Linked DNA regions of Homo sapiens: region 1 is linked to region 2. A link is a contact called in ENCODE Hi-C or POLR2A ChIA-PET data. All regions are on one chromosome and are shown on one strand. Each heading gives the region's core, a stretch centred on a gene start or an enhancer-like site at or near the end of the contact. The rest is flanking DNA. Distances are from core to core; before and after follow the strand shown.

Evidence for each region. Hi-C counts contacts between places; a loop is a spot of excess contacts on that map. ChIA-PET counts read pairs that join two places held with the same protein, here RNA polymerase II (POLR2A). Pooled maps may share reads with other maps.
Region 1: a pooled map shows a loop between it and region 2 (2.6-fold over the local background). The contact joins two enhancer-like sites. A Hi-C loop is called at or near these places in 1 of 50 pooled maps. POLR2A ChIA-PET finds 5 or more read pairs at or near these places in 2 of 52 experiments (WTC11 and activated T-cell).

The regions. Positions count from the first base shown.
Region 1 is chr3:186,998,367-187,002,723 of GRCh38, forward strand. All of the region lies in intron 2 of ST6GAL1 (ST6 beta-galactoside alpha-2,6-sialyltransferase 1), which reads left to right. Among named protein-coding and RNA genes, the nearest start is that of ST6GAL1, 70 kb to the left of the region's middle. RefSeq lists enhancers at 4-894, 895-1,785, 2,324-2,543, 2,554-2,603, 2,744-2,863. Within about 2 kb of position 2,570, at least 10 of the 41 ENCODE cell types and tissues checked have a DNase peak (open chromatin) inside an H3K27ac peak, as active enhancers do.
Region 2 is chr3:186,651,312-186,655,614 of GRCh38, forward strand. It overlaps FETUB (fetuin B), which reads left to right. Exons shown (of 7, transcript NM_014375.3): 7 at 952-1,830. The coding sequence ends at 1,320. The region is part of intron 1 of HRG-AS1 (HRG and FETUB antisense RNA 1); the gene reads right to left. Among named protein-coding and RNA genes, the nearest start is that of HRG-AS1, 12 kb to the right of the region's middle. Within about 2 kb of position 2,125, at least 4 of the 41 ENCODE cell types and tissues checked have a DNase peak (open chromatin) inside an H3K27ac peak, as active enhancers do.

The DNA.
Region 1 (4,357 bases), core at 1,320-3,819, 350 kb after region 2:
TATACTGTATTCTTGTAATAAAGTAAGCTAGGGAAAAGAATGTTAGGAAAATCATAAGAAAGAGAAAATGTATTTATTATTTAGTAAGTGGAAGTGGATCCTCATAAAGGTCTTCATCCTCATCATCTTCACATTGAGCAGGCTGAGGAGGAGGAAGAGGAGGGATTGGGTTTGTTTCAGGAATGGCAGAGGTAGAAGGAGGGCGAGGGGGAGGCAGGAGAGACAGGCACACTTAGTGTAACTTTTATTGAAAAAATCTGCATATAAATGGAACTGTGCTGTTTAAGGATCAACTGTATTTTATTTAACTCAATATATTCAAAATACTCTTACTTTCTCATGTAATCAATATAAAATTACGAATCATACTTTCTACATTCCTTTTTCCATAAGAAATCTTCAGTGTGTATTTTTACACTTACAGCACGTCTCATCTGGCCTAGCCACATCTGGCTAGTGGCTGTTGCATTGTGGAGCCCAGTTCTAAGCATTTTACGTATATTATTTCATATAGTTCAATAATCACGTGAAAAGTTTATTACAGAACTATCTAATGGTTGAGGAAATGAAGCCCAGAGAGGTTAGGTAACTTGCCTGGGGGGCACGAAGCTGGAAAGCAACAGAACTGGATCCTGGCCTCTCCCTCCTCTTCCCACTGTGGCCAACTGCCAGCCGACCAGGAAGGGGGCCCGGGGGCAATGCAGGGGTATCTTATTTCCAAACCATTGTTAAACTTGCTCTTGTGGAGGCAGCTGGCCCTGGGGAAGTAAAGGGAATCCTCCTTTTTAAATGCATATGCGAAAGTTAAGGGAATCCTTTCACTAGGCGGTAAGCCTCTGTCTAGGGCCGTGGGACCATTAACACCACTCGCCTCGTAGAAGGTGTGTGTCATTCAAGGTGATAATGCATAGGAACAGCTCAGCTATGTCAGGGCCAGGCCATTATGGGTGCTGAATAAATGTGTTTCTGTCCCCTATGCTAAGGCAAGACATCCGGGGAAGAAGTAGGCCCGGATTTGTCGCCTTGAAGGAAGACTACTATAATCTCTTTTTTTTTTTTTTTTGAGACGGAGTCTCACTCCGTAGCCCAGACTGGAGTGCAGTGGCACGATCTCGGCTCACTGCAAGCTCCGCCTCCCTGGTTCAGGCCATTCTCCTGCCTCAGCCTCCCGAGTAGCTGGGACTACAGGAGTGCACCACTGCGCCTGGCTAATTTTGTATTTTTAGTAGAGATGGGGTTTCACCGTGTTAGCCAGGATGGTCTCGATCTCCTGACCTCATGATCCTCCCGTCTTGGCCTCCTAAAGCACTGGGATTACAGTCATGAGCCACCGTGTCCAGCCAAGACTACTATATTCTAATGGAGGGTAAGTGGAGTAGGAGGGCCATGTGCGTGCTCTGGGGGCAACAAACTTGGTGCTAAACTTGTTTTTCTTGTTTTACTCACAAACATTATGACAGCAGTAAAGATACACTTTTATTTATTTATATTTTTTTTAGAGACAGAGTCCTCCTCTGTTGCCCAGGCTGGAGTGGCTATTGTAGTTCACTGCAGCCTTGAACTTGTGGGCTTGGGATCCTCCTGTCTCAGCCTCCTGAGTAGCTGGGACTATAGGCGTGCACTATCACACTGAGCTATTTTAAGAACATTTTTGTAGAGTATGTTGGCCAGACGGATCTTGAACCTCTGGCCTCCAGCATTCTTCCTGCCTTGGCCTCTCAAAGTGATGGGATTCATAAGCATGAGTCATGGTGCCCAGCCAAGATACATTTTTAAAATGTATCCTGCCTCCTGACACATTACTGTTCACTTGTAACAATGGTCACTTGTAATCATAGTCTGTTTGCAAAGCAAGCTTTTAATAGAATTACAATTTTAGTGTTGACCAAAAGTTTATTTTGGGCCGGATGTGGTGGCTCACGTCTGTAATCTCAGCACTTTGGGAGGCTGAGGTGGGTGGATCACCTGAGGTTAGGAGTTCGAGACCAGCCTGGCCAACATGGTGAAACCCCATCTCTACTAAAAATACAAAAAAAAAAAAAAAAAATTAGCTAGGCTTGGTGGAGGTGCCCGTAATCCCAGCTACTCGGGAGGCTGAGGCAGGAGAATCGCTTGAACCCGGGAGGCCGAGGTGGCAGTGAGCCAAGATTTTGCCATTGCACTCCAGCCTGGGTGACAAGATCGAGACTCTGGCTCAAAAAAAAGTTTATTTTGTTTCTATAAACATTGTTTTTCATCTTTATAGTGCATGTCTTTTGTTAATGGCTTCATAGGCAATCGATGGACTTCTGGATCACAATTTTGCTTGTTCCTATGGCTAGATATTTAGGTTGTTCCAAATTTTCTCAGCATTACATTTGATGCTACAGTAGGCACCCACACATTTATGTTTCTTTTCTGTTTTTCAACTATTGTTGGTTGTTCTGAGGTATTTTCGTAAGGTTTCACTTCTGTTTTCCCAGCCATGAGTGATACATGAGCACAACTGTTTTGCTATTAATCACCAGCATTGGGTGTGAAAATTTACTCAAAGTTTTGCTAAATTTAACTGGAGTAGAAATGGGCCATGCATTTGTGCGTACTTCCCCAGATGCTTTTTAGAACAGTGCTTGTGTAACTGACCAGAGTGTCAGGTGAGGCCATTGTTGGCAGAAAGGTGCCTTCCTCGGGAGAAGGTGGGTTACACAGCTTTTCTTTGCAGATGAATGGTGAGAGCCAAACCCGAAGACCCACAGGTTTCAAGCTGGCCATGTGGCTTCACTAAGTTTGGCCTCAACTTCCCACAGTGGCACAGAAGCGAGGTAGAACTCAGTGTTCCTACCCGAACCCTGGACATTCTGAAATGTCCACAGCCCGAGGAAAGGGATGACCTGCATGTCACTTTCCATACCCTCCACTGCACATAGATCTGTCTCAGGCATTGAATCAGAGGGATGTGTGACTTTGGACAAATTATTTTACCTTTCTCTGCCTCATTTCTTCATCTAAAATCAGGTGACAGCAATGTCTCCCTGTAATATTGCAGTGGGGATTAAATCTGTTAATACTTGAAAAGTGCTGAGATCAGTGCCTGGCACATAAGTAGTGCTCAATAACTGTTGTAAACCTGGGTTTGGATCTCACTTCCATTGCTTTCTGGAGGCCCACTTTGGTCAAATGGCTGACCTTTCTGGACTTCAGCTTCATCTGTAAAATGGGATTATGGCATCTACTTCAGCATCATGTTAGGGGTTTAAGTGAGAAAATGCATTTCACACAGTGTCCTGCACATAAAGGGCCCACCATATATGTAATGAAAAACAAACAAACGGCCGGGCTCAGTGGCTCACTCCTGTAATCTCAGCACTTTGGGAGGCCCAGGCGGGCAGATCACGAGGTCAGGAGTTTGAGACCAGCCTGGTCAACATGGTGAAACCCCGTCTCTACTAAAAATACAAAAATTAGCCGGGTGTGGTGGCGCGCGCCTGTAATCCCAGCTACTCAGGAGGCTGAGGCAGGAGAATTGCTTGAACCCGGGAGGCGGAGGTTGCAGTGAGCCGAGATCACGCCACTGCACTCCAGCCTGGACAACAGAGTGAGACTTTGTCTCAAAAAAAAAAAAAAAACCCAAAAACAAAACAAACAAACAATGTTTTTAGCTTTATTTTCTACTCTACCAAAGAGAGAGCTTTGTTGCCTTATATTGGTGTTGTAATTAGCTGTTAGATCTGACCATATTTTCTGTTATGGTGTATTTTTAAGTCCACATTCTAGGTTTAAGGCCATCTTGAAACAAATGGGAGGCAAATCAACATTTTCGTGTGTCTGAAGCTTTTAATGTAATTTTGTTTTGGAGATGAATGAGCTCATAATTCCACAAAGAAGGGATGATATTTCATATACTTATTAGTTTAGTGATTTCCCTCCCACACTTAGTGTCAAACTGTCAGGTTTATGGAAGCTATCAAATGTTTCTTTATGCTCAGCAGCACAGATCAAAGTTGTCTACATGATAAGGTAAAAAACATATTCTTTAGGAAATGCAAAGAAATGACCCAAAAGACCCTTGAGCACAGCTCATTCCTCTCCCTGGTCTGTCCAACTTTCCCTCAGGAAAAGTCAATGTAGTCATTATGTCTGGAAAATGCCAAGGACTTCTTTCCCTCATTTTTTACATGGCCTTGCACTCTGTGAGGCATTGGCTGGGAGGTTCATTGTGGCTTTCTTGCCGCTAAGCATCTCCTCTCTGCCAACATCTCATCAATTCCTGTCTGTGCCAATTACCTTTGCTTAGGATTTGGGGTGAGGAAAGTTGTGTGATTTGTCTGTTTCTGTTTCTGGGTAAAATCTCAACTCTGGGCGTATCAGCAGAAAGGGT
Region 2 (4,303 bases), core at 875-3,374:
ATCTAATTGCCTGTCTTTCTGTGAAGAAGAGCAGATTATCGATAGTTACCTGCCACTACCTTACCCCCTCCTTTGATTTTCCCAACCACCTTGCTCACCACTTTGCGCAGGCTAGCCTGAGTCCACATCCACAGGATAGCCAGTCAAAGACCTGTTATGCCTTGTTTCAGTCGCAATATGGTCCTGCAGAATAAGCAAGACAAATTCAGAAACAGGGAACTGCTGGCTTGGATGTGATTCAAGCCTCTGAGACATTAAATTCAGCGTCCCAAAGAAACCTTACCTCAAGCCACAGGGAGAAGTTATTTCCATGAAAATATTCAATCCCTTTCCAGAAGTGTTTATTGCGCACTTATTATAAGGTAGCCTGGTATATTTGAGAGGCAGTTTATATTTGAGGTGTATTTGTGCCTGGTATATTTGAAGCAGTTGAAACAGGACACTTGGGATCCAGTTTTGCTCTGGTACCTGTGAGCTGTGTAACAGGCACACACTTACCTGTTCGAGTTTTGGTTGCCTCATTTATAAAATGGGATTGCGACACTGCATCATTCAGATCCCTGTGAGAAGCAAGTGAAAGGACCTGAATGAAGGGTGCTGTACAAGGCCTGGTGCAGAATAAACAAGCAAGGAAAGGCACCTGCTGCTTCCACTACTGGGAACAGAAAGAGAGCTTGCTGGAGACTTCGAGTGAGTCATTGAACCTCTCTGGGCCATTATTCAGCTCTGAAATTGTGAGACTTACAGTCTCACAGTCAAGCTTCTACAGGTCCTGGTTCCCCCTGGCCCTTATCTGTTTTGTTTTTTAACCCTTTCACCAGGAGGCCCATCCCTCTACCTAGTCTCCCTTTGAAATGTTCCAACAGAAAGGCACAGATCAGCTTAGGCTGGTACTAGGCATGGGAGGACTTTCCCTGTGGAACTCTACATTCAAAAATGTTCTCATTCCAGGCTCCAGCCACTGGAAGTGAAAACTCTGCTGTTAACCAGAAACCTACAAACCTTCCCAAGGTGGAAGAATCCCAGCAGAAAAACACCCCCCCAACAGACTCCCCCTCCAAAGCTGGGCCAAGAGGATCTGTCCAATATCTTCCTGACTTGGATGATAAAAATTCCCAGGAAAAGGGCCCTCAGGAGGCCTTTCCTGTGCATCTGGACCTAACCACGAATCCCCAGGGAGAAACCCTGGATATTTCCTTCCTCTTCCTGGAGCCTATGGAGGAGAAGCTGGTGGTCCTGCCTTTCCCCAAAGAAAAAGCACGCACTGCTGAGTGCCCAGGGCCAGCCCAGAATGCCAGCCCTCTTGTCCTTCCGCCATGAGAATCACACAGAGTCTTCTGTAGGGGTATGGTGCGCCGCATGACATGGGAGGCGATGGGGACGATGGACAGAGACAGAGCGTGCACACGTAGAGTGGCTAGTGAAGGACGCCTTTTTGACTCTTCTTGGTCTCAGCATGTTGACTGGGATTGGAAATAATGAGACTGAGCCCTCGGCTTGGGCTGCACTCTACCCTGTACACTGCCTTGTACCCTGAGCTGCATCACCTCCTAAACTGAGCAGTCTCATACCATGGAGAGATGCCTCTCTTATGTCTTCAGCCACTCACTTATAAAGATACTTATCTTTTCAGCAGTATATATGTGCTGAAATCTCAGCATGAAAGCATTGCATGAGTAAAGATACTTTCCCTAACACCGGGAGGCGTGAGCAACTAATGCCCAGCACAGTTTCAGTCCCTAAATTCCCTTTAATTCCAGGACAGGTATTAGCTGCGTAGGGCCCATACCATTTCCAACCCTCTACCTCTTTTCATCTGTCTGGAAGTCTCCAGGTCTCAACAGTGGGGTAATTCACTTAGAGCTGGAGGCACATAGAAGGGAAGTGCACATGTGGCCTGTGCTAGACACTGTGGGAGCAGCAGACCGTGACAGTTCTCATCACTGTTACAATTTCTCTAGGACAGTTAGAGGAGGGCTCATCACAGCATTCAATTACAGTCTACGTTTTCCTTCTTTCAAACACTGCAGGGCCAATTTCCCCTCATTCAGTGATACCTATGTGCACACGCACACATGCACAGCAGATAAGACTTTGGACATTTTGACAGAGAATTTGCAGATGCAGCTATTGTCCTCTATCTTGGTGGCTGTTAGAAGAGGCACACAGGCCTCAGCATAATTTGCATAAGAGACGTAGACAATGTTCACACTCTGTTCCTCTTATCTGCTTCTCATAAGAAGGAAGTGATTATGTGGGGGTGTCATGTGGGGTCTTACACCGTGTTGGTCAGGGTCTGAAAGAAGCAGAATTGTACTCAGGTGGCTCAACTAAAAAGACTTCAGTTGGCTCAGCGTGCTGGCTCATGCTTGTAATCCCAGCACTTTGGGAGGCTGAGGCGGCCAGATCACCGGAGGTCAGGAGTTTGAGACCAGCCTGGCCAACATGGTGAAACCCTGTCTCTACTAAAAATACAAAAATTAGCCGGGCATGGTGGTACATATCTGTAATCCCAGTCACTCGGGAGGCTGAGGCAGGAGAATCGCTTGAACCTGGGAGGTGGAGGCTGCAGTGAGCTGAGATAATGCCACTGTTCGCCACCAGCATGGGTAACAGAGCTAGACGCCATCTCAAAAAAAGAAAAAGACTTCAGTGAAGGGACCTTTAGTGAAGGCTTGTTGCCCAGGCTAAGGGAAGGCCAAGGGATGCTGAGGCACCTGGACAGCCTTTGCCACCCGAGGCTGAGCAGGAGCAGGAGTGGCTAGCTTCCCCGCTCTGTTGGAACTATCCTGTGGAGAAGCCGCCCTGCAGAAGCCGCCCTGGTGGAGGGATGCAGCCCCTGCAGAACCCGGTGCTGGAACGAGAAGGAGCAGGGAATAAGCACCCTCCCCTCTCCCTCCCTTCCTGTTTCCTTCCAATCTCCTCCTCCCAATGGCTCTTTGAACTCAATGGTAAACTAGCCAGCAGGGAGAGCCTGGGTTATTCAATTCCCTGGAGCCAGCCTGGGAGACAAGACCAGGCAGAGAAAATCAAAGGATGGGCCTGAGGCAAACAGAGAGAAACCATTAGGAGCCTTAGCTGGGGTTTCCCAAGGGGTGTTCTATAAGGCCCTTCTCTACTGGTAAAAGGATGGGGAAGGGCCTCAGACTTTGTTTCTCCTTCTATCTACCACCTCCTTTGTCTTTCCATGGCTTAATTCGTGAAAAACTAGATTGTTCCCATGCTTGCCACTTCCCCACCACCTCTTCATTCCTTAGGTCACAGTAATGTGAATCTATCTCTTTTCCCATAACCCACTGACTTGGTGTTCCCTAACAATCTTTTATTTTAAATTAAAAAAAAAATTTCTGTTCACTTTTACTTACACTTTCAAGCATCTGGCAATGCTGACTTTGCTTGCTCTTCAGATTTTTTCAAGGAGATTGTGTCCCACAGCCTCCAGGTTTTTCTTCTAGCTTTCTGACCACTCCCCCTCATATCCCACCTTGGGCTCCTCTTCTCTGGCTCATCTCTTAGATGCTGTTTCTCTGGCTTTCAGTCCTTGATCTTTTTTTCTTACTCTGCAGACTCAGTGCAGACAAGCTAATCTGCATCCTTGTCAATAGTTGCAAAATGCTGCATTTATTACTGATCTGAGGCTGTTGTGTTCAAGTCATCAGTAGTTTGCAAATTGCTAACACTAATCTTCTACGACAAAATTTCAGGAGCTGAGTATTTCTAGTTATACAATATTAAGAGTTACCTCAGCTGAATGTTTAAAAAGAACATATTCAACAATAGGAAAATGAGCAACCCAATTTAAAAATGGGCAAAACATTTAAAAAAAATGAGATCGTGTCTTTCGCAGGAACATGGATGGAGCTGAAGGTTATTATCCTTAGCAAACTAATGCAGGAACAGAAAACCAAATATCGCATGCTCTCACTTATAAGTGGGAGCTAAATAATGAGAACACATGGACACATAGAGGGAAACAACACACACTGGGACCTACTCAAGGGTGGAGGGTGGGAGGAGGGAGAGGGTCAGAAGAAAATGACTGTTTGGTAGTAGGCTTAGTACTTGCCTGACAAATAATCTGTACTACAAACCCCTGCGACATGAGTTTACCTATATAACAAATGTGCACATGTACCCATTAACTTAAGATAGAAGTTAAAAAAAATAAAAATAAAAATGGGCAAAAGATTTAAACCTCACCAAAAAAAAAAAAAAGGTAAGTGAACATCTGAAATTCTGAACTTCAGTGAACTTCATATGTCATCAAAGAAATGCAAATTATAACAACGAGATATCACTACAT